3 separate regions of the Homo sapiens genome follow, and all the other regions are linked to region 2. A link is a loop called in an ENCODE intact Hi-C map of the cell type or tissue named here. Cell type or tissue: PC-3. All regions are shown on one strand. Links, peaks and the distances in the headings refer to the core of each region. The heading gives the core; the rest is flanking DNA.

What was found. Peaks named below come from ENCODE experiments on the same cell type or tissue, not always from the same donor. Only the 100,000 strongest peaks of a DNase experiment are listed, where the experiment ranks them.
Region 1: a loop joins it to region 2, with 5 times the contacts of the local background. A loop is called at or near these places in 2 of 110 quality-filtered maps.
Region 3: a loop joins it to region 2, with 6 times the contacts of the local background. A loop is called at or near these places in 3 of 110 quality-filtered maps.

What each region holds. Positions count from the first base shown.
Region 1 is chr7:17,273,134-17,283,878 of GRCh38, forward strand. LOC101927609 (a long non-coding RNA gene) reads right to left here. Exons shown (of 12, transcript XR_007060234.1): 5 at 8,108-8,180. Among named protein-coding and RNA genes, the nearest start is that of AHR, 20 kb to the right of the region's middle. In PC-3, for the core only: no CTCF peak of the experiment used is centred there; DNase peaks (open chromatin) are centred at 1,628 and 3,178; H3K4me3 peaks cover 1,565 bases; H3K27ac peaks cover 3,210 bases.
Region 2 is chr7:16,971,442-16,982,186 of GRCh38, forward strand. It overlaps LOC124901594 (a long non-coding RNA gene), which reads right to left and starts at 314. Exons shown (of 2, transcript XR_007060229.1): 1 at 245-314. In PC-3, for the core only: a CTCF peak has its summit at 4,817 (motif pointing right); a DNase peak (open chromatin) is centred at 7,110; H3K4me3 peaks cover 1,070 bases; H3K27ac peaks cover 2,752 bases.
Region 3 is chr7:17,552,846-17,563,590 of GRCh38, forward strand. LINC02889 (long intergenic non-protein coding RNA 2889) reads right to left here and starts at 6,064. Exons shown (of 4, transcript NR_110013.1): 1 at 5,907-6,064. In PC-3, for the core only: a CTCF peak has its summit at 6,374; DNase peaks (open chromatin) are centred at 5,096, 6,186, 6,756, 7,846 and 2 weaker places; H3K4me3 peaks cover 2,096 bases; H3K27ac peaks cover 4,952 bases.

The sequences.
Region 1 (10,745 bases), core at 1,055-6,054, 300 kb after region 2:
GACTTGGTACAAGTCACTTTCCCTCTCTCTTCCTTGATTTCATCGTCTATAAATAGGAAACTAGGAAGCATATATACTTTACAGCGTAGTAGTCAGAGTCAAAGGAGAACGATGGTGAAAGCGCATTTTAAGTTGTAAATTCACTTCTGGATGATAGTTATTATAAATATGCCATTCCCCTTCCCAATTAGATACTTAGCTCCTGTAGGTAACTGCCTTGTCTTCATTTTGATATCCCAAATCTCGCAATAATATCTCCTCAAAACATGTGTGCTGAATTGAATGAAAACATTCTGTATTTTAGGTCCTAACAATTACAACATGCATCATTAAAGGTTTACAAGATACAGGACTATGGAGGACAGAATTCTCACACCCTGACAAATAAATTTTAAAGAAGCCTACAGATGAAAGAATCCATCTCAATAATATGCATTCTGTTTTCAAAAAGTAATTAGGTCAAAGGAATTAGCACTATTATGATAGGTCTTATTATTACTACTTTTTTATGCTATTTCTAATAATAATACTATTTACAAGGATCCTGGGAGCTACATAATAGGTAAAGTACAGAAAAAGTCAATGACTATTTTGTAGAAATTTTCACACCTTTAGCATTCATAAGATCCATGAAGTATTAGCTTCATAATTCATAAGATCCATGAAAAAGTTTTCAAGATCAATTATTTTTAAACTAAAGGGTAAAAAAATGAAGGAAAATTGAGAGGAAAAGAAGACAAAAAGAAGAAAGAAGCTGCCTTTGTTCATTCTTAATTGTATAATTGCATTTTATATTACAATTACCCTTTCTTTCTTTACAAATGGTACTGTCTGAGAAGGAAAGAATCGGAGAACATAGATTTTGAAAGCTAAAAGTTTCCTTGTGGGTTATCAATTCTGCTGTAGTTTGGATATGGTTTGTCTCCCCAAAAATCTCTTGTTGAAATTTGATCTCCAGTGTGGTGGTGTTGGGAGATGGGGCCTGGTGGGAGGTGTTTGAGTCTTGGAGGTGAATCCCTCATGAATAGATTAATGCCCTCCCTCAGGGGTGAATACATTCTCACTTTCTTAGTTTGTACAGAGTTCTTAGTTCTTAGTTCTCACTTCTTAGTTCTTAGAGAGTTGGTTGTTAAAAAAGAGCATGGTACCTCCCTTCTTCTCTTGTTGTCTCTCTCACCATGTGATTTCTTGCACTCAGGCTCCCCTTCACCTTCCACAATGAGTGGACGGAATCTGAGGTCTGTACCAGATGCAGATGCCAGTGCCATGCTTCTAATACAGTTTGTAGAACTATAAGGAAAATAATCTTCTTTCCTTTATAAATTAGCCTCAGGTAGTCCATTATAGCAACACAGAATAGACTAAGATAAACTCCTTATTTTTCAAATGAAGAAACTGAGGCATAACGACGATACAGGAATGGCCCAGTGGCTTAAAATCTAACAGCAGATTAACTTTCTGCAAATTGATTTGACAGTTATCTTTAAATATATATTCCTTCTAGAAAAGCAGACACTGCTGCTTCTGTCTCATATAATGGTCTCTTTATTTCCTATCGAGTCTCTCCAATGTGACAGGAAGTGGTTTTCCTAAAGCTATGATTAATAGCCTCTATGGTTTGTGAGGCACCGCAACTACACTGCAGGGAACAATACTCTAGTGCCCTCACAGAGTTTCTGAGCCTCCCACAGCTACTAATTTACTATGAGGGAGTAGTTTCTAACTCAAGAAGATTAGATTCTTCTTTATTATATCAGTATCCTTTTATTTTGTTAACCTAATGCCCTTAACATTTCCCACCATTATACTTCTTTCCTTTCTTTTATACCCAAAGTCCTTAAAATAAGTAGTGTATGCTTACCACCTCCTTTAACTTTCTCACTGTTTAATCTGCTTTTTGGCTGCTTTCCATATGCCAATATTCTGCACGTCAGGGACTTTCCTTTTAGACGAATTCAAATGTCTTTCCTTAATCTTCTCCCTCTTGATTCCTTGGTCATATTACACAAGTTTAACTCTTGCCCTTCTTGAAACTCTTCCATAATTTGGCTTCCATCATCCTGAACAACAAACTTTCCGACCAACACTGACCACTCCTCTAATTATAACTTATCCTCTTGTCTCTTTTCTGTGGGTATTTCTAAAGCTTACTGGTCTTGTTGCTCTCTTCTCTTGGCAAATTTATCTATGCTGATGGCTTCAGTGACCATGTCAATGTTAATGATCCCCAAATCTTGGTCTTTATTCCTGATCACTCATGAACCTTCTAATCTTATAACTCCACCTGTTCTCTTAGATCTTTGCTATATGCTAACTTATGTCTAAAGCCAAAGTCATTGTCATACTGACTAAATTGTGCTCCTCTCCAATATACCATTTTAAAAAACACTAGAAATTTCTTTTTTTATATGTCAAACATATAGTCATCTTTACTCCTACTTTAAAATGTATTTGAAGAAAGGATTATTCAATTGTATTATTTATTCTTTGTTTTCTTGGTAAATGCCTTCCTTTCTATTATCTGTTGTCATTACCTGCATCCATTCACCCACCCATCCATCCATCCACTCACCATCATGCCCTGGTTAATCTTCCTCCAGATAAACCTACTTATAAGTGATCTGTACAAAAAACCCGCAGTGCCAATTTTCACTTGATTAAGTATATTAAGTGTTCCTGAATATATTAAGCAGTTCCATCTGATATAACTGTTAGTTCTCATCTGCTTCTAACTTGAATTCTCTCTAAATTAAGCATCATGTGCCCTAGGCTGTGCTCTGTTACAAAAGGGTGGGATCGGTACAGTTGATAGCAGCTGTACTACGTCCTTTGTTTGTTCTTATTTGGGTTGGGAGCAGTTCCATGGGGAATAAAGAAGGTGGAGAGAAACATCCCACTACAATGATAGTTTATTTAATAATGTCCTCATGCCAAGGTCATCCTCACTCTTATGAAGTATTAATTCAAAATCTCTAGTTGTCATTTCTAGATTTTGCCAAAGAGTTACTTCCCTTCATGAGGCACAGCTTCCAACAATGTAGAGCCCTTGGCTGCTTTACTTGGAGAGTCTGGCTTCTGTGCCAAATATATGTATCATTCTGTGTACTTTCTAGCTGCAGTCTCTTTAAAAGCCAACTGTGGGTAATCATCTCAGGGAATAGGCATCTATGTTGTAACCCTTGAAGAATGTTAGCAATCTTTTATTTTTCTCCATAATTTTAAAGTCTTGTTTCATAAGCTTATTTATTCTCTGACTTCATTTGGCAAATATTGTTTGACAAATATTCTTGAGCTACTACCATTGGATACCAGGTATTTTGTTTGGTTCTGAGAATAAAATGTGAAATCTAATAGGCCCACACTGTGCCTTCATAGAGTGGGGAGGACAGATACCGGACAAACAATTACAAAGAAGTTTGAGGAGTATAATGAGGGAAGTACAGAGTTCTGTGGAAGCACTTGGTATTAGCATAGCTATCTCAGTTCCACTACTTGCTGGCAGAGAGATCATAATAAAGTTGCTTAACCACTCAAAGGTTCATTTCCTCGTATGTAAAACTGTGGCCAATAATAGCACCTGCTTCATAGATTATTTTTATTAGGATTAAATTTTTAAAAACACATTTAGCGCAGTATTTGGCACATAGTAAGTACCCAATAAATGTTAACTGCAATAATAAAATAACATTAATTTTACATTCCAAATCATTTTATTGCATTAATTTATACTTCTAAAACTTTAAAGTCGTTTTTTTTAATTCTCGGCAGCTATATTTTTTCACTTCTGACTCAAGGCTTTTAAAACTTCTTTATGTTTGTCTATTAATTCAGTTCCTCAGGCATTATTTTATTCAACAAATATTTATTGGGTGCCCACTATATACCAGACTCTGTGTCAGGCACTGATAATAAAATGCTGAGCACAACAAATAGGATCCTTTCCCTGAGGAGCTTACAGTCTACTGAAACGGATGGGCATTAAATAAACCATCACAGGAAGAAGTACAGGATCACAAATGGTCTCAACATAGGTGTAAGTACATTTAAAGAAAAAAAGATAATGATCTTTAACAGGGCAAAGGCAAATGAGATTCAAGCTATAAAATTAGAACTAGTCCTAATGTCATGAAAATATTATACTTTCTTCTAAAGCCCCAATCCTAAAATAATACGGATTAATCTTAAAGGCTAGAATATGTGTTTCCAATAAGCTACTTCTTTGCTCTATAAGGTAGCTGAAAAAAACATACTATTTATTACAATTTTGCAATGGGCTACATTATTCAAATAAGGACAGTTTAAACATGGTCACATCATTTAAAATGATAGCTACACGAAAACTCTGTTAACATTAGAAATATACTATTCTATTTCAATCCAACAATGCCAGCTGCAACATACATGTTTGTTTTGCCAGTGAAAACAAGCAGACACATTAATGAATACACTGATGTTTTATTTAATTTGTTTCCAGGCCCCAGCTCAAAGTGCTTTAAAATGTGGATTCTGGAATCTACCCTAACTGTGAAAACTGTGGCCAGTTACTTAGAATCTCAGTGCTCAGTTTCTTTATTTAGTAAAGTGGGGTTAACAATAGTATCTACCTGAAGTGTTAGAAGAGAATGTGACATGTGCCAGGTGTGGTGGCTCATGCCTGTAATCTTAGCTCTTATGGAGGGAGGGGTAGGAAGATAGCTGGAGCCCAGGAGTTTGAGACTTGCCTGGACAATATAGCAAGATCCTGTTCTCCAAAATAAGGAAAAAAAAGAGACAAAGAAGAGAATGTGACATGTATTGAGAACCCAGTAATACTATGAATGAAATGGTAGCTATTGACGCTAAGCTTAATTTTTTTTCTTTTTCTTTTTCTGTTTTTTTGTTTTGTTTCTTTTTGTTGTTGTTATTTTGTTTTGTGTGTGTGTGTGTGTGTGACAGAGTTTCGCTCTTGTTGCCCAAGCTGGAGTGCAATGCCGCGATCTGGGCTCACCGCAACCTCCGCTTGCTGGGTTCAAGTGAGTCTTCTGAGTCAGCCTCCCAAGCAGCTGAAATTACAGGCATATGCCACCACACCTGGCTAATGTTGTATTTTTAGTAGAGATAGGGTTTCTCCATGTTGGTCAGGCTGGTCTCGAACTCCCGACCTCAGGTGATCACCCCCACTTTGACCTCCCAAAGTGCTGGGATTACAGGCGTGAGCCCCCACACCCAGCCTCTAAGGTTAAATTTTTAAAAATGAAGGATATGACTTAGGGTGACCAGACTCCCTAAGTTGCTGGGGACTGTAGGGTTTCACCTGAGGAAGAACTTCCAGTGAGTCTCGTGAACCAATGATGAAATGTATGATGAATCAAGAATCATGATAAATCTAATTTGGAATACTTGAGGGTCATGAATTTTAGTCCTTGAATTTTGATTGGTTAACAATATTTTAGTGTTTGCCATATCCCAGAAGCAGAAAGCCAGGGAATAATAAATGCCGCCTCAAGCACACCTAGACCAGTCTACTCCTTCCTAAAATAGGCAGAATTTACCACCTATGCTTTAACAAAGGCTTGAATAAGCAGAGCATTTAGAGAGGAGAGTTCAAGGTAACAGAGAGACCACTGGTCTTTAGATATGTCCTAAGAGCATCCCAATAGGTATAGAATGGAGAATAATGCTAAATTAAATTCTGGCATTCTTGCTTTTTTCTTATTCTTCTCATGGAAGGTATATATATTATCTGATGTATTGCTTCCTTTATAAACCTTGAACCTTAATATGGTGTCTAGCAAATGTTTGGTTTTTAGCAACAAATTGTAGAGTTGAATATTTCTTAAGGCTGAAGAGATAAACTTTTTATATTCATTTTTTTCACTTTACAGATCAGTGCCTATTGCAAATTTATAGATCAATTTAAAGAGAATTAGAAAGTTCCAAAGTTTGTTGTCACACAATTGACTTTGCAGGTTGGTATTTATTTTATCAAACATCACTTACATGCCCTTTACAAATCTAGCTTTGGGAAATTACCGTGGTTAGTTTTCTTAGCTCATGCTTCACAATGTATGCAGTTTTGCCAATTGTTGTAATGTCAATATGGGAAATATAATATGCTAAATACAGCTACTGTATTTAGCAACTGTTCCAGTAAAGCATTCTCCAGCTGTCTGGGAGTCACAATCCGTAGTCTTAAATAGATGTATCTGTCATCAGTTTCATTAGCTTCGGATTATATGTATCATCTGTTGGTTTTGGGTGTAAACTGGCGTGTGCAAATGTTTTTCTCATAATATATTTTTTTAAAAGGCACACAATTCCATAGATATTCATTTTATTCCACAAATTCAGAATCCACAAATAATTTTGTATTTTAATTATATGTTATATTCTCATTTATTTGATATATTATTAATTATTATCATCTATTTCATTTATTATATCCATTATATTTTCATTTCTGATGCCAGAATCCACCTGTGACTATTAAAGATGTAGAGAGGTCTGTTTGCCTTACATCATTCCCTAGTTCTTGCTGAGCATGTACTTAATGGGAAGCTGCAGCAGAGGACTGGGACAGCCTTAAATTGTTGGGGAAATGGTAACGGAGAGTCTATTTTCATCAAATTGAGAGGCTGAGTGATTAATGTACATGCAATAAACTTAATAGATTTGAGGCAGTTTGCACGGTAAGTACAGATGGGCTAATGACATACAAAAGTAAAAGGAGAAAATCTTTATTAAAAGATCCTACAACACAGAAATGTATAAGTAAAGACATAGACTTTAACCCTGAGCTTCCTCGTTCACAAGGGTAAAAGAGAAAAACAGGACAGTTACTTCACTTTAATTGTTTAGAACAATGACTCCCAAATTAGTACTCCCTAAGGAAAGTTAAAGACAAGTAATTAGGACCTGGGTATCTCTCATCCCTGAGTCAAACAAAGCAGCTCCATGTTCACCTGTTTTCCATATTAGACCAGTTTCCGTATTAACAGCACTGGGGAATGAGAGAAGGGAAGGTTTAGTTTGTAGTACCTGAGATTTCTGGGGTGTAAATGTACATACTATGTCCAATTTCAAGCTATCAACATGACATAACCAATCACAATGTTGGGAAGAGATGCGCACAGTTGACTCTCATGAGGTAAATTCTTGTCTGGATGACTGATTGGCCTCTTTAGTGCATCTGCTGTGCAAATGACAATTAATTACCAGTGATATGTTGATCACTCCAAGTATATCTCTGGCTTCTCTTTCTCTCCTTAGCCTTTAGAATCATTTTCTAATTACCTATTGGATATCTTTATTTTCAGGTTCAGCAGACAATTTGTACTCAGTATGTCCAAAACCAAATTCACTCCCCCATATACACACATATACTCCTGAATTCCCTCTCTCTTAATGGCATCATTATCTGCCCAATCATTGACAAGGAAACATGGGAGGTATCCTAGAAAACTTTACCTTCCACATCAGTTGAGCATCAAAGACTATTTTTTTTCCCAAAAAATACTTGTCAAATCAATCCTATTCTCTCCTTCTTTATCTGTACTCCTTTAGTTCAGACCTTCATTTTTTGTATTATAATAACCTCTCTACTGGTTTGACCTTTTCCCATTCATTTCCAAATTTTTATGAGTTATTTTACCAAATATGGTTTGTATAACAAAACACTCATTGAAAACTACTCAATGAAAATCCGTGGACCTCACAGACACTAAAATGTTTTGCTACAGTTTGCTTCCAGCCTATTTTTTCATTTTCATCTGCTAATGAATCTTCTATAATAAAGATGTTAAAAAATAATTTCTGCTCCTTCTCAACCACAAGCTTAAGACAGATATCACAAATTAATCACAGCCAAGCTTTCACATGGAATAAGGATATAGCTTCAGAAATCTCATCATTCAACCGTGGCTTTCAAGCAGCTACCTACACACTCACAGGAATTTGTTCGTGAAAGGCAGCATACTTGGCACCCATTTATCCTCTCTTCCAGTTTTTATACCATAGCAATACTTGTCATTCAAAGGACACACCATGTGGAATTATGCCATCATGCCTTTGAACATGCTATTCCCTTTACCTGAATTATCTTCCCCATTCATGTTTTTCATATATTTACCTTTCATCTTTCAAATTTTCTCTCAGGTGTCACTTTTTCTTTGACATTTCCATGACACCGTCCAATCCCCTGGCTCAAAGAGATGAGGAGAATCCAATAAGTCAATAAGAAAAACCTTACTTCATCAATAGAAACTAGATAGAAATATAACTCTAAAGCTCTATATCCTTTCTTTCTATGTCTTTTAAAAAGAAGCAAAAACATTGAGGCTATAAAATATAGAAAACATTTTTAAATCAGAAAGAAAGAAATATATACATTTCAGGAAGATTTTTCTACCACTATATATAACGCTATGTCTAAATAGGATTTTCTTACAAACTTCTGAGAATTAGAAAAAAATCATTTCTTGAGTATTCTTTGGAATTGTCATTTCAATGGTGATGAGAAACATGCATTTGAAAGACAATATGAATAACAATATGCTTTGTCTAATGTCTGCTCTCAGTATTTGACTGGTATACTTGGAGGAAATCCATGAAATATTTGACCATAAAATTGTCAACACTGCAAGAGGATTTTCCTTGCCTGATGTAAGGTTGCCAGATATTTAGTTTGAACTCAACTATATGGATAAATAAGAATCTCCATCTAAGTTATGAACAATTATTGTCCTTGATTTCCTATTCCACATCACCAGCAATGATCCTAGGTTCTTAAATATTCACCACAGAAACAACCTAAGTTTATATATTTTGCAGTATAGACTTTTTTTCCCTTCTCCTTCCAAGGCTCATTTTTTAAATTCATTATTTTCTCATTTCTTAAATCAGAGATTCTTAGGATGAGTTTATGGTGTCCATAAACCCTTAACACTACATATAAAACATGCAAAATATATGTATATTTTTCTTGGGAATAGTATAGTTTTAATATTTTTTACAAAGGTATGTGCCACAAAAAACCCATGAAAGACTGATCCATTAAAAGTTGCTTTCTGTTCAATATTCCCTCTTGAACAATATTTTCCTTTTATTATTTGCTATGTGCTCAATCTTCTACAACTGTGAGAGCTTCATTTCCCATTTATATTTAGATGATATCCTGATTATGGACAACAGCTACTACACTCAGACTCGCTCTTAAGCTCCAGATCTGTATTTCTAAATGCTACTGGACTGACCCCTTAACCTCATTATGTCATTCCAAAATAATGACTGAAGGCCAATTCATTGGATTTGGCACTGGAAAGACAAGGCGGCCTGCCTTCAAAGACATTTTTATACAACTATCCTTTACTGAGCACATAATGTGTTCTAGGAATTGTGCTACATATTTTACCTTAAAAATTGCATCCCATTTAATTCTCACAACAAATCTGTGAGGTTTACAGATAAGGAAATTGAGGTTTCAGAGAAATTACATAACCTACTTAAAATTATGTAATAACTTAGTTGGGAAGACCAAATTTGAATTGATTTTGTCTGTCTCTAGGGTCCAAGTTTTTATCACTATGTACTTCTTTTAATAGTTCATGGTTGGAAGGAGGTCATTGCGATAGCATTTACACTATGGCAAGCACAGGATCACCTACTACTTAAAAATCCTCTGCAATTACCAGTGGCCTCAATAACCAAGTCCATACTCTTTAGCTCAGTTTATAATTTGGCCTCAACCTACATCTCAGTCCTCAATTGCCAGCATATTCTCCATCTACAGTCTAGCACCCAGTTACACCAGACTATTGATCCTTTCTTCAATACATCATGTTCTCCTCTCATGCTTCTCTGCCTTGTATATGTCATCCAGTAGGCTGGAAATTCACTTGTCCCTCTTGTCTTCTTAGGAGAATTATTTTATTTTCATAACCTATTCAAATGAGTGTCACCTTCTAAGTAATTCACTGAGGCAAAATTAGTGAATTTGCCTCCCTGTTCTCTTATAACACTTATGCCCTTACCATAGGGCTTGGATGTAATCATTTGTTTACTGATCTTTCTCCATTCCTAGATAAATCCCTTGGGGAGAGGAGCTATGTTAGGTTTCTCTTGCGCCAGTGATGGTAGTGCATTACCTAGAACATATGGCAGGTTATTCAGTAAGTGTTTGTATAATGAATAGTATTCAATCTTTATCTGCCTTTGATGTTGAGCATCTTTATAGAGACAGAAAACCTCAATATAATGTTATCTTTGATATGGCCATTTTCTGTATACATAAATATCATTTAAGTAATATTACATAAATGCTCCACAAAATATGGATAGCTTTTACATTTTTATGTATACTTTTGACATTGTTTTCTAGAAGTTTGACTTTAACTCTTCAACTGTTTGACCAGCTGACACATATATGGAGGGGAAACTATTATATGGGGCTATGAATAAGGTGATATTTTCTAACTTGCTTGCTTGGTAAAAGAATTTTTTGTGTAAGAAATGAGATTTCAGAAAAGTCACAATTAAAAAAAGAAAAAAAAATAAGAAAAGACTTGGAAGAGGTATGAGAAAACCCATGACAGTCTGTTCAAGAAGAAGATGGCAATGATTAATGTTGGAGAGGGGTGCCAACGTAATACAATGGGAGAAACAATAGTCTTTTCAGCAGAAGTGCTGGGACAACTGGATATCCAGATGCAAAAGAATGAAGTTGTACCCTTAACTCACAAAATTTACAAAAATTAACACAAAGTGGATCA
Region 2 (10,745 bases), core at 4,497-9,496:
AATAGAAATAGAGAGAAATAGAAATTGTGTCCTGTAGCCATCCTTTTGCTAGGTGGCTATAATCTGCAAATATATTTTAAAGCTATGTCAGCTTGTGCCTACTTGAGTGCAGATGAGATTTATGAAACACATATAAAATGCTGTAAGGATAATTGGATAGGTTCTTGGAAAAAGTGAGGGGAGTTAGTTTTGAAGGAGAGGACAGACAACTCTTTATTCAAAACAGAAAGCAAAGAAGACTCACTCAGACCAAATGCAGCAGGTCCTTGAATAACATCGTTTCATTCGACTTGTCTCCTTATAACCTGGATGAGAAAAACAAAATTAATTCCCATCTGGGGCCACTATCTGTGTGGAATTGACACATTCTCCCCATGTCTGTGTGGGTTTCCTGTCATATTCCAAAGCTGGGCACATTGGGTGAATTGGCATGTCTAAGTGGTCCCAGTCTGAGTGAGTGTGGTTGTTAGTGGGAGTGTGCCCTGCAATGCAATGGCATCATGTTTAGGCCTGGTTCCCTGCTTAACTGCAGGGAAGAGGTTAAGCAGGAGAGAGCTGGGAGAGGCTCCAGCCACCCTCCACCCTGAACTGGAATAAGTAGGTTGAAAAATGAATGAATGAATACAAATTATTGTAAAATACCAATTTGTAAAGTGGACAATAATCGTACAAATACATGACAATAAACAACAAGGCAGGAAATCCCTCAGCGAGTCCACAAGATTTGTGATTCTTTTTGAACTTTGTGGTGGGTAGTAGGTGTTCCTGACAATTTTTGCTTTGCAAATTTTTGTTCCTTAATTTAACCCACCTGCACTATGACCACAGTCACTCACTGACTCACCAAAAATGGGGTAAATAATTATTTTGCCTGTTTTTATTCATCTTTCTTAAATGTAGCTTTCATTTATTTCCATGTTTAATATTAGAAGTGTTTTGGGTTTTATTTAGAAGCGGCATAATGTTTTTGTGACCAGAACTATGACCTAGGATTTGCTGTCTTTTATATCAATTAGCCTATAGTAAAATTGGTTTTGTTGTACATCGTTTCACTTAAAAGTTGACATTTCCAAAACTTTACATGAGGACTCACTGTATTTAAAGTACACAAGGATGAATGGAAAATTCAGAGTTGATGATCTTAATTTTAGTACTTTTTTTTCTTTTTCCTTTTCTTTTTTTTTTCAAGAGAGGGTCTTTCTCTGTCTGAAATTTTAAATTTCAGCCTCAACCTCTTGGGCTCAAGTGATCCTCCCACCTTGGCCTCCTGAGTAGCTGGGACTACAGGAATGCACCACCATGCCCAGCTAATTTTTCTTTTTCTTTGTAGAGATTAGGTCTCCCTATATTGCCCAGGCTGGTCTTGAACTCCTGGGCTCAAGCGATCCTCCTGCCTCAGTCTCTCAAAGTGATGGGATTACGAGTGCAAGCCACTGCTCCCAGCCTTGATTTTCTTAATAGAAGGTTACTAGCTAGCAAAGCATTTAGTTGTGATTTCTCTCTTGACACTAGCATAGAAAAAGAATAAATGATGTGCCTAAGTCTATACAGTAACTAAATACTCCAAACAAACATTAGAACTTGTCCACAAATTTATTTTTGTTTTTATTATGTAAAAATTTTAGAAAAATAAATGAATAGAGTGATTAACCTTCGCTGATTCATCACTCAGTTTCAACAATTATAAGCATGAAAATGAGTGTGGTTCACCTATACACATTTTTGCAGATTATTTTGCAACTAATCCCAGGCATCATATTATTTTATCCTTAAGTAATTTCAAATGGGATAAAGGAAAGAAACTGTACTAAGGAGTACATTCAACTCTGTAGCCACAAATTAAAAAATTTGAATTTAACAGATGATTTCTATCAAAATACAAATTATCAAAAATTGATCCAAGAAAATAATACAATACTCAAAGTAATTTCCTTAGAAGATACAGGAATATCATTAAAAATTTCATCAAGACCAGATGGTCTTACCACTAAATTTTATGTGCAAAGTTAAAAAATGTTTAAACCATATATTGTGTTGTGTTACTTAAAAATCTCCCAGGACGTAGAAAAAGAAGAAAATTTCTCTAATTAATTTAATTAAGATATTTATGACAAAAATGAGAAATAATTGATATAAGCATCAGAAAGAAAGAAATTAAATTTTCTTTGTGCTGATGATACAAATTCAAGATGTTATGTTTAAAAATTTTAAAGTTAATACAAAAATTTAATAAGTTGCATAGCACAATATAAATCTACAAAAATCAATAGACTTTCTCTACTAGCTATACACACCTAGAGTTGGAATATAAAAAATTGTATTAAAATATAGATGAGCCAGGCGCAGTGGCTCACACCTGTAATCCCAACACTTTGGGAGGCCGAAGCGGGCGGATCACCTGAGGTCAGGAGTTCAAGACCAGCCTGACCAACATGAAGAAACCCCATCTCTACTAAAAATACAAAATTAGCTAGATGTGGTGGCCCATGCCTGTAAACCCAGCTACTCAGAAGGCTGAGGCAGGAGAATTGCTTGAATCCGGGAGGCAGAGGTTGTGATGAGCCAAGATTGTGCCATTGCACTCCAGCCTGGGCAACAAGAGCAAAACTCCATCTCAAATAAAAAAAAAAAAAAAAAAGAAAAAATATATAGATGAATACCATATAATAGATTTAACAAGAGAAGCACGGGATATATATGAAGAAACTATCACATCTTATTGACTTATGAAAGATGTAAAAAAAAAAGATCCAAACAAATGAAAAGACACTGTATTCTTGAATGGAAAGACTTAACATAAACAACAACAAATTTACAATTAGAAAATATACAATTCAATAGAAAAGACGCAAACAATATGAAAAATTTAATAGATGAGTAAACTCAATCAATGTAGGAAATGGGTACTCATGAATGACTGGTAGATATATGAACTGTTACAGCATTTGGGACAATATATTTAGTGGAACCTCTTAAATTTAGACACACACATACCTTTCATTTTAGCAATTTCACACCTGTGAATTCAGCCCACAGAAATAAAAAATATTCATAAAAGACCAGTATATATGATATAGGAACAAGATATTTGTAGTGAGCCTGCTTGAAATGGCTAAAAAAGAAAGAAAAGTGTATTAGTCTGTTCTCTCACTGCTAATAAAGACATACCTGAGACTGGGTAATTTATAAAGTAAAGAGGTTTAATGGACTCAAAGTTCCACATGGCTGGGGAGGCCTCACAATCATGGTGGAAGGTGAATGAGGAGCAAAGTCACGTCTTTCATGGCAGCAGGCAAGAGAGCTTGTGCAGAGGAACTCCCATTTTTAAAACCATCAGATCTCATGAGATTTATTCACTACCACAAAAATAGTATGGGGGAACCGCTCCTGTGATTCAATTACCTCCCACGGTGTCCCTCCCATGACATGTGAGAATTATGGAAGCTATAATTCAAGATGAGATTTGAGTGTGGACAGAGCCAAACTGTATCAAAAAGCTAATGCCCAGGAATAGAAGAATGTGTCAATGTGTGAGTATAAAGTGTATATAATATCCCATTTTGGTAAAACCAGTAATGTATATATATTTAATTGCATATAATAACATTATCACAAAGAAAAATAAGAAAGAACAATAGATTATTAAAATGGGATAACTAGTTGGAAAAAAATAAGATTATATTCTTATTAGGGGGAAAGGCAAAAGAGGAACTATAAAAAAATTTTAAGAGACTGCACTAAAATCTACACCAGTATGTGTAATGGACTACTTATGCATTTTTCTAAAAACAAATTTTATACACACACATATACATGTACATGCACATACACACACAATTTTTCAAAATTAAAAACACAAGACAAGTTTTCTGTTTTTAAGTACCTTGGAGTTTACTATTCAGGTTATAATATAAAGTAGAAATTGAACATACTGAATAAACCTGCTTAGTTTCACCTTACAAATCACCTTCTTATTTAATCATCAAAAATTCTCATTAATAATAATTTTTGGGAACATATTTTCTGAGTAGGCTATTGGTCACATTTTCTTCCTTGCAGGAGTTTTCATATAGAGAATGCATACAAGCCACGAACCATAAGATGCCATACTGTTACTTAGAGCTAGGACTAAAAGCCATCCAATGATGAGCTTTTTGGTTAAAGAAAATGTAGCTTAGACTAGAGGTTAAAGTGAGGTATTCTTCCTCCTATACTGAAAATCTAAATCTCAGAATGAAAATGCTGAGGGGTGCTTGTTGGAGGAGTGGATTATGATCATGTAGGTAGAGTAGACTGTGAGATCCAGTTGCCCAACCAGCTTTTATGGAGTAAGTCTACAGGCCAGTCTCACATCTACTCTCTGAGAGTGGATGTGGGGTGAATGGCATCCTCCTCCCAGCCTTTGGGTAAAGCATAGTCCACATTTGCTAACTGCTTGAAAGAAGCATTTGAGGAAGAGGTCACACCTCACCTAAGGGTAAGAAGAGAAAGAGGAAGTGCTTGCACTAATTCTTGCTTTTGAGCTGCTGCAAGCCTCCAACAGTGAAACGTAGTCCATGAACATCAAGTTCAGGATAATCAAATTAGTCATTCTTTTCTTCTGGAGGAGCAAAAAGGGCATCAGAGAGAGGAGCCAGAGACATTCCATCTCAAACTCCTCAAAGAGAGAATCAAGGGAAGATGCCTCTCCCTCTGCAGGCTGCTTGCAACTTGAAAAATTGTCCCTGACACTGTCAATGATATTTCATAAGAATGATAAGATCTCATTTCATAAGCATGATAACCATTAGGTGGTAGTCTTCAAGCAGTTTTTGAAATGTCCACATATAAAAAGAAAAAACATTTTCTACCTTGTTTTTGGTCATCTATTTACCTTAAATGTTTGATTTCAATTATGCCAAGAAATGTGCAAGAAATGAGAACTCTTCAGGAATACTGCCAACAGTGTTAACTTGAAAGTTACATTTGATTATTTTGTAGACATAAGATTCTCCTTACATTGATGCAGGAGTTACAGACAAAAGAATTATTATTATTATTGCTTAAATTGTGTAATTAGAAAAGATGGTTGTATTGTGCTAATAGTTTGCATTAACAACTTGGAACCAGTTTTAAAATGACTGGGATTGTTGTTTGCTTGGAAATAGCATTCCAACAGCTTGAGGGATTGAGTCTTGAAATTCTCAAAGGTTACAAAAGCGTGCAGTAACACACTTTTGTACACACTTTTGAGGGTACAGATTGGTAAATATGTGCATTTATATCTGAACACTTTCAAGTTTGCTTTAATACTATTTTTTTCTCTTAGTGTTAATGCAAATTTGCATCTAAATATTTACCTAGTACTTACTATGCTTCTAGAACAATTCTCAGCTCTGGAGATTGACAAATTCATGTCTCTACAGTTGATACTTCTAAGGAATAAGTGCATGGCTTCATATAATTCACTTGTCCTGATTGTGGAAGAAAAAAGTAAGGCTTGTGTCTCAACATGTGTCCGGTACTTTTATGGCATCCAAGCCACAGATCTGGGAGTTTCCATGTGTTTCTCCTGACGCTTTACCCTCCCTAGCTTGACCTGCACTGCAGTAGGCCACATACTGGTTTTCTCTCCCCAGCTTTGTCTTCCTTGCTATCTCCACTGCCCCTTCATTTGACATGTCATTTCCCACACTGTAATTCCTCCATGAGTTAATATCCAGCTACACTCCAAGAGACATTCATAACTCCAGAATCCGAGTTATAAATACTGTCTCTCAATAAAAATCAGGGTCTTATGTTCCCCTAGTTCCTAAATCCTATCCAGTCTAATTGGTTGTGTCTTCTTACACCTCTTCCTCTTTCCCCACTCCTACTTTAGTTGGCTTGTTTCAGGCTCTCAACATTTTCTACTTGGATTATGATTAACAATCTCTTGCTTCCCGCCTTGCTCATTCCTTGCCATTTAACCAATAGCTGGTAGCGTGGCCTTATGAAACACAAATTTGATCAAGTTGCTGCCTTAAAGGAAAGGCAACAGCAACCATCAGCACCCGTTGGTGGTTTTCAGCAGCTTTCAGGATGAGGTCCACATTTCTTTGCATGGCACCCTTAGCACTTGATCTGCCCTTAGCACTTGATCTGGCCCTTGCCTAACTCTCTGGTCTCATCTTTTGCTGCTCTGCTTCTCCATCAGCCACAGTCAATTTCACTGAATTACCTGTGAGTTTCACAAGACCTTTTCCCTGCTTTCTTGGACTCCTGCAGTTTTGCTCTCCGGTTAGAATTCCCATCCTCTTTTTCTCCTCACAATTATTTTGCTGGTTAACTCCTAGTTGTTTAAAAAACATGTCTCGTTTTTCCCCAGAAACCTTTTCCAGCATTAATTACCTTTTTTATGAGAAGACCACAGCTTAGTTATCATGTGTACGTCTTCAAAGTGCAGCAAGTCGCCCAGCACAGGCAGACCCGCCTAAAGCTAATAATCTTCCTGACCTGAGACTCTCCAACGGACTCTTCATAGGATTCTGCTGAAGAGCTGGTTTTGTTTTCTTCATGTTATTATTTTTTTGAGGCTAAAAAAAAAGTAGTTGAAGACTGAAGAGTGAAATCAAATTGTTCCCTAAATATTGGAAGATGTTATCAATTAATTTATTTGGAGGTATAGATTATTTAATTCCACTATAGTACTTTGATTGCAAAGTAACCAGAGATGTTTTCACGTAGGTGATGCTGAATTTCTAAAAAAACAGCATCTGTATTATTTTTATGGACTTTTATCATAATCACCAGTGCCATCATTATGATAATTTTTTTCATCTATAGGTAGAGTTAGTCTGAGAATAGGCTTATTTCTGTTGTAAATGATAGCTTCACTTTTGCTAAAAATACTTTTTGATTCACTTATTTTTAAGACTTTGCTACATGGTCTGTCAGGCCCTGGGTTTCTGGATGCATTGTATAATTAGTGTAAACTTGGAGAAACTTGTTTTGTTTTTAATGATCCAAATTTAGTTGCTTTTAGTCACAGAATTTCTGTAAATACAAACTTATGTCAGAAGAGGCTTTTATTTACTTTGTGATTCAACTCAGCATGTTTATTTAATATGCAATGATTCAGCTTACTGGCTCCTTTAGAAACTTGGAGTGTGTGTTCTCATGATGGCTGAATAAGTTGATGGCTTTGATCTGAACTGTAAAGGCTCAGAGGGCATTTTTTCCTTGCAAATTTGCCTTTGGAATTTCTCTTTCTTTTCTGTTAGGAAAGTACTATTGTTTGACCGTAGGGCCAATCTCATGTAGTTTAGATTCCCCATACTTGCAGAATTAGAGTTTTTTTCTTCATTATGGGATGCTTTTTGGTGCTTTCAAATGGAAAAAGCAGAGTTGTTCCAGGCACTGACAGAAATCTGTGCTGTTGATTTTTGTTTCCTTCCTGGACTTCCCAAAGGAAATACAAAAGAAGATATTGATATTAATCTGTTAGATCACAAAAAACCAATGTACAACTAAATGAACCTAGATTAATTTTTTCAAAGCCCAAACAAAAGAAAGATTAACAGTACATAGTTCTTTTTTAGACAAGACTGACTTGCACAGCCTGTCCCCTGAGTCACTAGGCTTCCCACCTCAATTAGTCTGCATTTGCTCATTTTCCCACTCTAACATTTCTTAGTAGTAACCAGCTTCTATCTTCTCTTTGCTTTACATGGTCACTCTTCCTTTTGTGATCATCCCCCAAATATCTCTTATCTCAGTTGGCACTCACTGCTGTCATTTATCCTCTCTAATCACCTGAACTCCTAGGTGTTGGGTGAACCTGTCCCTTAGGCTACCGTAGCTTGCAGAGACTTGGCTTTCAGCCTTAAGGTTCAACATGCTGCTGGAGTTCCTTCCATTGCCTCCATCTTCCAGGCAGCTGGAAGTGGAAGGAACAAGACATCTCACCACCAAGCCAGCTTTCTGTAAGTACCCTGCTTACCCTCTCTTACCAGAACTTCCTCAATGGCCACAGCTTTCTAATGATCATTTGTAAGGACAGCTATAAGAGAGGCTGTAAAATGCAACCTTCGTCCAGGGGCATTGCAACCTCAGTGAAAATGGATTTCTATTACTTAGAAGATGAGAATAGCTATTGGGTAGCAATGAGCCATCTCTGCTAAAACTCAGAGAAAACAAGCTAACTAGGAGTTCAAGAGTTCTTTTTTATGTCCTTCAAAAACACATTCGTCTTGAGAAATAAGTCTAGGTTTTTAACCACCTTTTTGTTTCAAGCATGAGTAATAAGTCCATTTTATTGACTATAAAAGTATATTGACATTCTTTCTATTTTGAAAGTTAGGCATCTTAGTGTGCTTTGTTTTTTGTAATGGTTTCTGTGTATCTTTACTGGAGTCTTTAGCTTCCCCCTCTCTTTACTCCTCTTTTGAGATTCAGACTTACTCAACCAGAACAGCATTTTTGCTGGTTCTCCAACCATGTTGAGTTACATTCACTTCCAGATTCTTAAGTCATAGAATTATGAATCTTTTTATTTTTGACAAATGTCTTCTGTGAGTATTCACGAGGGTGTATCTGACCAGTAAGCAATTTTCTTTTCCTGCCAGTTTCTCGCCCCATTTTCCTTCAGTGTGATTTGCTGGCAGCTTCCATCCCTTCCTCCTAGGGCTGAGCACAGGACCCTGGTCTGGTTAGTATGTTCTCCTTTCCTGTTCAATGGTTGCTTCAGGGACAAACAAATGACTCAACCAACGTCTTTTACTGAAACCCCTGCAAGGGGGACTGTCTCTTTTTCTGAGATTGTTGAGGGGCCATCTCTAACTCCTCAAAGAGAAAGAAAAAGAGCTTATGTTAGAATGAGACCAACACAGAGGAAAAGAAAGCTGATAGATGGATTAAGCAACTTTTCTGGGGACATCTTTGTAGAACTTGAATCTAACCTGCCTAATGCTGTATCACTCCTTGATTTTTGTGTTACACATGCCGATAAAGATACCTTTCTCCCTTTAAGCCAGTTTCAGTAAATTTATGCAACTTGCACCTAAATGAGTCTCCATCAATTCAATTTGGTAACTTCTTCTGGGCTCCTATTCATTCTACTAGCTAACTCCTTTTTCTTATTGAAGTGTACCAGCTTTATGAGATACACATGACCCTACATGTGCTAGATAAATTACATAAAGTGGTATGAAATAATTCTATCCCAAAACCTGCTGATGTCTGTTTAATGGTGCTACTGAGAAATAATCAGGTTCTATATTGACATGAAATAAAGGAATTCAGTTCAACTTGAATGCAATTGCATCAGTTTGTCTGCTGTCACTCCTTAGCACACAAAGAATGCAGAGGCAACTGACCAGACACGTAACTGCGTACCAGAGAGAGGGAAAAGCAGAATGAGGCACAAACAAATGCATTTCAGAGAATGCAGGTATGTTCCCAGTTGTTCTTTGAACATTATTAATGCTATCAAAACACGTTTTCAAAATGTTTTGAAGAAAATTAAAATCTCTTCCGAAATCAGGGAATCATGTCTGTGTTCCATGAAACTTGACCTTTGAGCAATTATGGAAAACAACAAGGAGTTTGTCAATATTAATAAGGATCTTGATATAGTTAATCTACAGTTAATTATTCAATCTAAAATAACAACGAACATGGAGAAAGGGAAGCAAAACTAACATTTGTTGAGGTCAGTTATGTACTAGGTATGGTCTAGCTTTCTTTCATGCAGAATTTGATATTAAAGAAAGCAGAGGCATTTTCAAAGCCATAACTGTCTAAGGAACATGAATATGTAAGGAAAATGGTAATATAGTGCCTGATACATAGGAAATATTTGATAAATTATAGCAAATATGGTTATTGTTGATGATGATGATGACATGCAAATACCTGGATAAGATAAACCCTCCTGGAGCACTGAGGTTGGGGTTCTTAGTAACCTGAACAAAGAGGCCAGGTACACAGTGGCTCTTGTATTCTAATTGAGGGGAATAAAATATCTGCACCATTGTCTTCTAAAGGCAAATATTAAAATGAATATTCTGAAGTTTATAGTACAGTGAATCAGAATCCTTAACCATAGAGCAAAAGTCATTCGTATTTTTCACAAGCTCCCTAGGAGGTTCTTGATGTCCATTAAAATGTGAAAATCTTGGTCTGGGGGAAGGGGATTGACACGATGGGAAGGAGAGGATGTCACTGTATTTCATTGACAGTTAACTTCCCTCTTTTTTTTTTTTGAATATAATTTTTGTTTTTATTTCAGATTCAAGGGGGTACATGTGCAGGTTTTTACCTGGGTATATTGTGTGATGCTGAGGTTGGGGCTTCTAATAATCTCGTTGCCCAAGTAGTGAATATAGTACCCAATAGGTAGCTTTTCAACCCTTGTTCCTGTCACTACCTCCCCACTTTTAAAATCTCCATTGTCTGTAGTTCCCATCTTTGTGTCCGTGAGTACCCAATATTTAGCTCCTACTTATAAATGTGAATATGCAGTATTTGGTTTCTGTTTCTGCATTAGTTTACTTAGGATAATAGTCTCCAGCTACATCAATGTTGCTGTGAAGGACATGATTTCATTCCTTTTTATGGCTTTGTAGTATTCCATGGTATATATGCACCACATTTTCTTTATCCAAGTGACCACTGCTGAGCACCTGGGTTGATTCCATATCTTTGCTATTGTGATAATGCTGCAATAAACATATGAGTGTAGGTGTCTTTTTGGTAGAATGATTTATATTCCTTTGGGTATATAC
Region 3 (10,745 bases), core at 3,823-8,822, 580 kb after region 2:
TCTCGAAAAGGTAAGAAGATAATTTTTAAAGTAGGCCAAAAAACTGAACAGACATTTCACCAAAGAAGATATACAAATGGAAAATAAGCACACGAAAGAATGTTCAGTATTTAGTCATTAGGAAAATGTCAACTAAAACCATAATCTGATACCACTACCCCACTCATTGATTAAAAATTGAAAAAAAAAAGGAAAAAAGGAAAAAACAGACAACATGGCAAGGATGTGGAACAACTGAAGTTCTCAGGCATTGCGGGTGGTCATGTGAAATGACACAGCCACTTTGAAAAGTTGTTTGGCAGTTTCCTAGGAATTAAGTATATACTTAACCACACAAATCTAAAAATCTTGCTTCATGACTCTTACCCAAGAAAAATGAAAACTTCTGTCCCCACAAAAACTGAATGTTTACAGTGGTCTTTACTCACAATCACTAAAAACTAGTAAAAGCCCAAATGTCCTTCAGCTGGTGAATTCATAAATACACTGTGTTTATCCATACAATGGAATACAGATAAAATTCAGCCAGAAAAACAAATTTGTAATACAGATGAGAAAAATGAATTTCAACTGTATTGTGGTGACAGAATCCAGACCCAAAAGGCCTCATACTGTACGATTCCATTTAATTGTCATTCTAGAAAAGGCAAAATTATAGGAATAAAAGGCAGATCAGTGGTGGCCAGGCACTGAAGGTAGGTAAGAGTGATCTGGGGGGGCTTTTGAAACTGTTCTAGATCTTGATTTGGTGCGGTACACATTTGTCAAAACACATGAAAAAATACACTAAAAAGGGTGAATTTTATATATAAATTATACCGTAATAGAACTGACCAAAAAACACATAGGAATAAACTAGATGCCTCTGAGATTTTTTTCAAGTCTAATGGATCAATAGGAATAAACATGGTCTGAGAGATAGAACCTACACTAACAGAACAAATCTCGTATAGGCTCTATCCAAAGCAATAAGTACTGATCCAGTCTAATAATGATGATGATGATGAGGCTAAATATCATAGCCCCCACATTCCCTGGCTACAAAAAAAAAATATGCTCATAAGATCTTTTTATCTCCTAAGACCCAAGATCAATCATCAGCACCCACATGGTCATTTCCATATGGCTTTGTCTGTCTCCTGACTTGACCTACTTTCCCAGCCAACTCTGATCTTTCTTACTCCTCTTTGTTCTCTGGTACTCCCAATCTGTCATCAGCAAAATCCACAGGTATCCTAAACATTTTATGTAAATGCTCTCTTGACCATCTTGCTGTATCTGAAAGCTGAGTTCCTTTGAGGACACTGCTTCTCTTATAGCCTTAGTCGTCTCATGGGGTTGCTATTTTCTCTCTCAAATCTCTGTGCCACAAGGCCAGCAGTTTCAATAGTTGTCTTTCTTGTGCTTATTGCTCCTTCCAAATCATTGTTCTTCTCATATCAATAGAAACTTCTAGCAATTTGAAAGTAACCTCTGACATCATAGTACCCAATACCCCTCCCTGTTGTGGTCACCTACTGACATCCATCTCATGGGGCATTTCTTGAAGAGTTTAGCTTGTGGCTCCCTCTGTCCCTTCAACACCAGTGTTTTCACAGTTCTTCATATCCCTGTAGAAAATCCTTCCCCTATCTCAGCCTTTACGTCTCATGATCATCACCTCACCTCCAGTAACCTTGATCCTTCTGCGACTCACTCTCCAGTCATACCTCCAACAACTCTTCCACCTTCTCACTGTCAGCTGATAGCCTCATTTCTCATTTCATGAAAAATAGAAGCAGTAAGAGAATGTCCTCATTCTCCATCCAGTGGTCTACCCACCTAACTGCACGTTTACTGTGTACCCCACCTTCCCCACTATTCCTTCAGATGAATATGTTTCCATCTAAGCTCAACCCTTCCACTTGTGAACTAGTACTCAATCCGGCTCACACAATAGAGGAAGTCACTCTTGCAGTTGGCTGCTATCACTGTCGGAATAAACCAACCGTCGAAGAACCATCTGGACACAATCAACTTTCAATTTCCTCTATGAGGATTACACACTTTATGCACTCTTCCTCTTCATTCAGTCTACCTCCTATCCCATCATCTCCACTCCCTCCTGGCCTGCCAACATGAAACAATTTTAGTGTTTCTTGATCAGGGGTAAATTGTACCTGTAGATGTCTATCTGGTGGCAAGCTGCACCTAAACTCCCACCCCAAAAGGCTACATAAAGCGGCAGAGCACAGATTCTTTGGTGAGATCACAATTCAGCCCCATCTATAAAGCAAGCACTTACTGATTATCTGACCTTAGACTCTGCACCTCACCCGCCTCTGTGCATCTCAGGTACCTTCGTGCTTGCTTGGCTTTAGCCAACTGCTCTGACTTGACACATTGCTACTGTTTATTCGCAGCTGGACCTCTGGCCAGCTAAGTAGACTATGTTCACTTTTTCAGAATAAATCAAGATGCATTATAGCACATGAAAAGATAAAAATTGCCAAAGGAAGCATTTAGCAAAAGAAAAACAGGCATTTATTGATCTCCTTCCAAGAGTCTGCCCATCTAACCCTGTTTCTCGGTTTTATGAACACTCACGCAGCCTTGGCAAAAAGAAAAGGTGATGCTCAAGAGTACCTTGCTGCATACTTCCCAACTTTAATTCAGGTGCCACGGGCCTTAGATAGAAATCTCCCAGCTCAGAGCAGAACAATGATTCTACTCAAACCACTTGTCCTCTCACCAAGAGTACAGGCCTACTCTACCTCATGCACAAAGGATGGGCTCTGTTTTGCTACAGGTGGTTCTGGTAAATAGGATCAAAATGACTGCTTTATTATCAATCAAACCACATAAAGTTGGGTCAGGGCAGAAAGGACTGGACACCAGTTCTGGATATAACTGACTCATTTAGCAGTATGCCTCTAAAATCCTTTCCCAGGCAACCCAACCCACCCACCTTGGTTCATAAACTGCCTGTGCCATATCTGGCCTCTGGTTTCCCCTCACAAATACTATTTTCCAAACTTACATCTGTTTATTTCTTCTTTACCGCTGCCATGTCCCTTAAATATTTTTCTCATGTCTAAAAACTCCAGAAAAAAATCATTAGCTAAAATTAACTAAGCATATCAATGGTTTTGAATATAGGCAATGTTTGTATTCCTGTGTTATAAATCGGGAATCTCAGGTTCAGGTAATTTAAGTAGCCAAAGGTCATACAAGTGAAGGTCAGTGCTCAAATATGAATTTGGGGCTCTTATTTGAACCCCTCTTACTTTCCATTAGGCCATGCTGCTGCTAGTAGCGGTAAAGGAAGGACACAAGGCATAACAGTCTATGAGGCCAAAGGCAGTAAGAAACAGTGTGGAATTGTGTGTGGCACATAGTAGGTACTCGTGCTGAAAACAACATTGAGTTACTCAATGAATATACAATTGATTCCCAGATTCCATGGGCTTCAAACTCATTTCTACAATCCATGATTTCCTATTTCTTCTCCATGCTAAGCAGAGCCTGCTGCCATATGGTAACTTTGCCAGTAACAGTCTAGCTGCTTCTAACCAGGGCCTGCTTTCCCTTGGCTTTAGCACTCAAAGGTCAACTTGACCTTGCAGGGAAAGTGAGCAGGGAGCAAGCACCTCTGAGGACACGGCAGACAGCTGCAGTGTGGCTTTGACATTTACAAGAAATGAAAGCATCTCTATTTAGAAAACTTTTTTAAAGATACAGAAAAAGTAAGTCTAAAAATAGCCAAGATCTAAAGTTCCCCAAATAATTAATATCATGTCCCCATAACCTAAAGGATTCTCTTGATTTCAGTGGAAAAAAACTCTGCTTTTAAGTTTGAGAGACCTTTTTTCTTGCAGAAAACTGGGCAACATATTGTCTGATTGGGTAACTTCTTTGAAGCCTGCCTTTATTAGGAGTTAGCTGCTAGTCTGCTCTTCCTTGGATCTCAAATATTTTGGTTAAAAAAAGCAGTATTTTTAGTATTGCTGATTTATAGTTATCAAAAGGCTATGATTGCAGATCATGCACAGTGCATCCATCTGGGCAATTATCTTTTGGTTCTAATGGTTAGAACTGTGGCAGTTTCTGAGGTGTTAGAGTTCAGGTTCAATTCAAAGCATCAATGATGCTCTTCATACTAGACCAGGATCTGCCTCTGTAAGACAGACTCAATTCCCTTCTCTTCTTTTTTTGCAACAACCACAGCCATTACCCCAGCCTCAAATTCATATCCATTGGTTCAGAAGCCCTAAGGAAGGGCATTGATTTCAGAGAGGAAGCCCAACATGTGCAGGATTTTTTGCCCTGGATCCAGTGATATCTTTGAGAATCAGAAACACTTATTCTAATGTATTTTAATTTACTTTTCAAATGGAGCATTTAAACAAAAACTGTTTATTGGGTTCAAATTCAGAGCCAAGTTGTGTGTCGAGAGAGTCTTAATTTTTCATAACAGGACATGTTTGGCTCTAATGTGTGGGTTATGAGTCAATATATCAAATTTGACTAAAGTATTTGCTCTAAGTAGGGAGCAAGCCATTTAGCATTACAAATCCTGAACTTTTTGCAGGAAGGAGGGAAATAACTTTGATTTCTAAGCTCTCTTATTAAGATGAATCAAAGTTGATGAATAAACTTTCTGGATTGCTTAATACCTTCCAGATATCAGTATCAAGGCCTTGGCAAGGCAGGTGAAAATATTTCCATGAGCAAGAAGCAATTGAGAAGGACTTCCTCTGTGGGATAAATTCTTGGTAATTCCTGTGGGAAATTTTCCTTTATCCTAACATCTTTTTTTTTTTTTTTGCCTTGCCCAATTCTCAGTGTTTTTAAATACACAAAATACGGCTTTCTACTAAAAACTGGTAAATGAAGTTGGAAAAATACAAACACACACACACACACACACACACACACACACACACACACACGGTAGCCCTTTTATTGCAGCCATGTACGTAGCTTCGCTGAAGAGTTGACAAGATATATTGTGCAGCCACAGAGAGACACCACATCTTCCTTCCTCCCAGCACAACTTGTACAGTGATTAAATGTGATTAAAGTCTCAGGAACTTGGACACAGTCATATCTATTTTGGTACCACTGTCTTGATCCATCCCTACAGCCAGAAGGGAATCACCCTCTTTGTGTAAATGTTTGCTTTGTTGGAAATTCTCAAGCAGAAATTAATAGTATACATGCTTCAGGAGGAGTAGTAAATCAAGCATGATAAACAACTCCTAGGCAGTGTTTAGACTGGCCAAAAGTCATCTTAAGAATCGTGCACAATGATAGAATACCACGTTTGGCATCTATACACCAGAACTATCTATAAACAAAAAGCAAAATGGAGATCTGTCAATTAACCAACTAGTCTGATTAATGGGATCTGTCAGCATAGGTGGATAATAAATGACTAGAAAAGTAGCAAGTCTCCACTCATTCTATGTGGTGTAGACACAGTTAAATGAATCATGAATGTTTAGTGCTCTTTATAGCAGTTAGCGAACACACTTGGAACTTGTCTCGAAATTAGTTTTGATCTCTTGTTTGAAGTCAGATGCCAATATTCTAGACCCCTATGACATCATCTATTACAGACTCCTGGTTATCGAAGAGTTGAAACTAGTCAGATAGAATTGGCATGAAAAGAATTTTCAACAGAAAACAATCATGTTCAAGGAAGCCAAGTCTAGGATTTCAGGAGCTCAAAGTTTCAAATATTTTTATAAAAACATACATACATACACACACATACATACATTCATGTGGAGAGAGAAAATGAAAAGCAAGAAGACCTTTTCTTCCTTAGTCCAAATCCAATTTAATAATTATCCAGGGTATTCTCAGTAAAAACCAGGTATTTATGCCTCTATATGTATGTCACCAAAATGGAGCCAGCTTACCTGAAGGTCCTCTGAGGCTGTCACTTTCCTCTAGTGCTGTCCCATAAACCTGAAGGATATACAATAACAAAGGGGACAATTCCGTGGGACGAAAATCTTATTTTAAATAACTTCTCTATACTGACTTCAAGCCAAATGAAAAAACTACAGCTTTTTTGGAATTTTATTCCATTTCTGTTGTCTGATTCATAAGTGTTGTTAAATATTTACCAGGAACCTGCCAACAGTTTCTCAACATTAGTTAATCATAGGTAATGCTATTCCATTAACAACTCAATAAACTTCTTTAAAGTTGTACAAGGTAAATTTCAGTACCTTAACACTGCTAACCCATCCTTGTAGAATAAATATTTGCTTTGAGTTTCTCTATGCCAAGATTTATGGGATCAAGTAATCTAAATCTCCTTTTGTAAATAAGGTGTGCCCTCAAGAGGATGAGAGTGCAGACTCTACAGTCTTGTCTGCCTTCTCTCCACAGGTCCTTGAATAAAGCGTTCCATGTCTCCAGATAAACAGACTTGGGGCACTTCTGACCAGTATCCCAGCAGCAGAGGCTTTGGGAAATATTTTCAAGACGGTTCAAGCCTCCCTTCCACAGATTCTCTCACATCTGCCAGCCTGAAGTGGGCTGTGTTGGTTCATGTCTACCAGGACACTAAATGGCTGAAGGCCATTTTTTCTATTCTAATTATTGTTGCTTCTTTGTAACAATTTTTATAAAAGTCCAGCCTAATTTCTTTCCCAGCACACATGTATCTTCAGACACACATCTAAATCCAGGCTTTCATGATTAATCCTACTCTGAGTCAGCTGGGATAGAGCTCTGATGATGGGATATCCTACATGGTCATTAACTGCTGTTTGCACAAACACATCACTCAACGTGACTTCCACTGGATCTACCTTGTATGCAGAGTAGAAAGCTGCTTGTATGGAGTGACTTCTCTGTTGCCTGACCAACCACATGCAAAAATAACCTTTCCACTCACTGATACTGAATTCTACCAAAGAAGACAAGCCATCCAATCAACAACTCTCATAGTAAAGCACATGGCAAACATTATAACTGTATTACTGTATTATAAAACTGTATTATTAAAGTCTACTCTTACAGAATACTCGAGGAAATTAAAAAATGACAAATTCTCATTTATGTACACACCACTTATATCAGGTTCTTCTGGAGAATATATTCTGTTTGACGGAAGAGGAAGGAAGAGAGGATAAATTATGTTTATTGGAGAACTACCTAACCCAGACTTTGTACTAGGTGCTTTTTGAAAATTATCTCTTTAATTTCTGCAACCACAATAAGCCACAGATAACCCTGTCTTTGCTTCAGAGATGATTGTGCCCAGTCTCATAGGAGTTAAGCAATTTTTCCCAAGTCCTATAGCTGGTAAATAATCAGTTTAAGATTCAAGTAAATCATTTTATCAAAGCAACATTGAGGCAAGAAAGAAGAGTATGATATACAATTTTTAAAAGCCCAGACACCCACACATTTCCTGTAAGGAAAAAAATGTATTGATGTGTATGATAAAAATTAGGCCCTCAGCTCCTTGAAAAAGAATTGTTTGAGCCCCTGTAAATCTTTACCCAGTTAGTGTTCAAATAAATATTCCTGTAAAGATATCTTCAGGGTGAGAAAAGCCATAAACAAACTCCATTGTCATTTCCAGCATTTAAATCAGGACTAATCACAAGGAGCCAGTGTTAGCCCAATCCCCCTCACCTAGTTCCCCTCACTCTTTGCCAATACGCAGTTTTTAATCTGTTTCAGGAAGGAGTCCGAGGCGGTTTGGAAATACAAATTAACCTGAAACTACTTCCTAAGGCATTACCAGAAATCACGTTTTAGATGTCAAGATGACTTGCATTGTTCTAAACTTCCAGGCTGTGCCAATGGCCACAAAGGTAAATGGGGCATTGGGACAACCATGTGAAGGACTAAGTTGCAACATGAAGCAAGCACACTCTTCCGCATGAGTCACCTGAAAATGAAAAGAGAAGAATAGCTGGAAAAGATGATACTGTCTGACAACAGCATTTCAAATAAGACACAAAAAACTTGTCTGCATTTGCTTTCAGGTCATGAAATACCACATGAACTGAATGTTTGAGAACCCATTAGCTATGGATCACCCTGATTCAACAACCCAATTAATCATATTCTCAGGTCTATGGCATAATCAGTGTTTCTCAACCTACACTGCGTAATAAAATTACCTGAGGAAATTTTTGGCTTTTTGAGTGTTTTTATTTAAAAAGAAAAAAAAAATCAATGCCTGGACCCCAATACCAAAAATTTGGATTCATTGCTATAGGGTAGAGGCCAGGCACTAGTATTTTTAAAAAAGCTTTCCAGGTGATTCTAATGTGAGTCATGGTTGAGCACCACTGTTAGTTGTATGAAGTGGATTTAGAAATCTTATCCCTTAGACCCTTAGGGTTGCCAGAGCTGTCATGGCTATGAAACCTGCAAGAATTTGGGCAAGTTACTGGTCCCTGAGACTGTTTCCAAATCTCCAAAGTGAAAGCCAGAACACCTTTTAGGCACATGCTTTATCATGGAGGCCTGACGATCATGGTTTCAAAATAAATATCTGTGAACCTAGATACTTTATTTTCCTTCAATCATTTTTGATTCATATGTCTTTAGAATGTACACTGAAATGTAAATTGTATGTGAATATATCTTCCACATGTAACAGCATTACTTCTTTTGACTATGTAACTTAAATTATGTTTTCAGGATGCCAAAACAATTGGCTCAAAAGTAGGAAAATATTGTTACCTAATATTTGCTGCGTCTCTATATCCCTAAGTTAGAAAAACAGCACGTTTTGATTTTATGTTTGTTGATTTTATTCTATTTAAAAAAGACCAGCTACCCCATATTTAGAGGCTCCTACTTCATATCAAGACTCAAGTTGCAAGTCTTGGAAACAAAATAAAACCCCAAACTTAGTGCTTTAGACTTTTTATACATCCTACCCTATGTTACTGAGAAATTTGTTGTTGTGAGAAGGAAGACTTTAACTTGCATATGTACATATACATGCAAGTATGCTAGCATGATTCCTGAAACAAAGTGTTTACTAGATATTTATTAAGATTGTTTTTAAATATGAACTTCAACATCTTGATTGAATGATGAAACATGGACATATGAATCAAACTTTGGTATCTGCTCACTATCAAATGCTATAGAATCAAGAAAGTGAGAGCAACAATATTTCCTGTGCAACACACTACACACCTTAAATTTGGAAATATCTTTTGCTTTCATGAAAGTTTTATGATAATTCCTATTTACAAATTTTGAGGGGTGGTTTATAATTCTACTGTATTCTGTATCTGTAATCAAATCTTTGACAAATCAGTTGAATTTTCCCCCACAAACATAAAAGACACAGAATCAATAAATAAAAATACTAAGATACTTCACACAGCATCTTTTGACATTTGTAAAGAATTTTAGAGTACAAAGTAATTCTCTTTTAGTGAATGCATGGATTATACTATTATATAGAAGAGCACTACTTAGATCATAGTAGAGAAGGATATATCTACGACCCTATGAGACTGATGCTGCTAGTTGTTGCCAATATTTACCCTCACACTTCATTCCTTGGGGTAGCAATGTGCCCTGGCACAGGTGATAGAGTATGACTAGACTGACCAAGTCATAATTTTGTTCCTTATTTCCCAGTCTCCCTTGCAGCCAGGTATAGTTATGTGGTCCAGTCCTGGCTATGAGAAGTACAGGGAAGTCTCCTGGTAGGCTTCTGTCATTGTGCTTTCCTGACAAAAGGAGATAGGCACAAGAGGCATAGCCCATTCCCTCCAGCTTCCTGCTTAATGAGGCATCCTGTAATTAACTGAAGTTTCAGAAGCTATCTTGTGACCATAGGCAGCAATCCTAAGGATAAAAGACAACAAAACAAGGACAATTGGACTAAAAGATAAAAAGATCCTGGATCTTTGATGGAAGCATCAGGGAGCTAAATCAATGCCAGCAAACACCTACTCTGGACTTCCTATTATATGAGAAAAGTAAACTACTTAGGAGAAAATCATAATCCCCATGTCTGAAAGAGATTTTAAAGCATGTATTTTCTCACAAATCACCACTAAAGAACTTACTCATGTAACTAAATACAACCTGTACCCCAATAACTTATGGAAATATAGAATAAATAAATTTCATATGGGATCAAAGAAGACCCTGTAGAGCCAAGACAATCCTAAGCAAAAAGAATAAAGCTGGAGGCATCACGCTACCTGACTTCAAACTATACTACAAGGCTACAGTAACCAAAGCAGCATGGTACTGGTACCAAAACAGACCCATAGACCAACGGAACAGAACAGACCCCAGAAATAACACCACACATCTACAACTATCTCATCTTTGACAAACCTGACAAAAGCAATGCGGAAAGGCTCTTCTACTCAATAAATGGTACTGGGAAAACAGGCTAGCCATATGCAGAAAACAGAAACTGGACCCTTTCCTTACACCTTATGCAAAAATTAACTCAAGATGGATTAAAGACAAGTGTAAAACCCCAAACCATAAAAACCCTAGAAGAAAACCTAGGCAATACCATTCAGGACATAGGCATGGGGAAAGACTTCATCTCTAAAATACTAAAAGCAATTGTAAAGAAAGCTGAAATTGACAAATGGGATCTAATTAAACCAAAGAGCTTCTTCTGCACAGCGAAACAAACTATCATCAGAGTGAACAGGAAACCTACAGAATGGGAGAAAATGTTTGCAATCTACTCATCAGACAAAAATCCAGAATTTACAAGGAACTTAAACAAATTT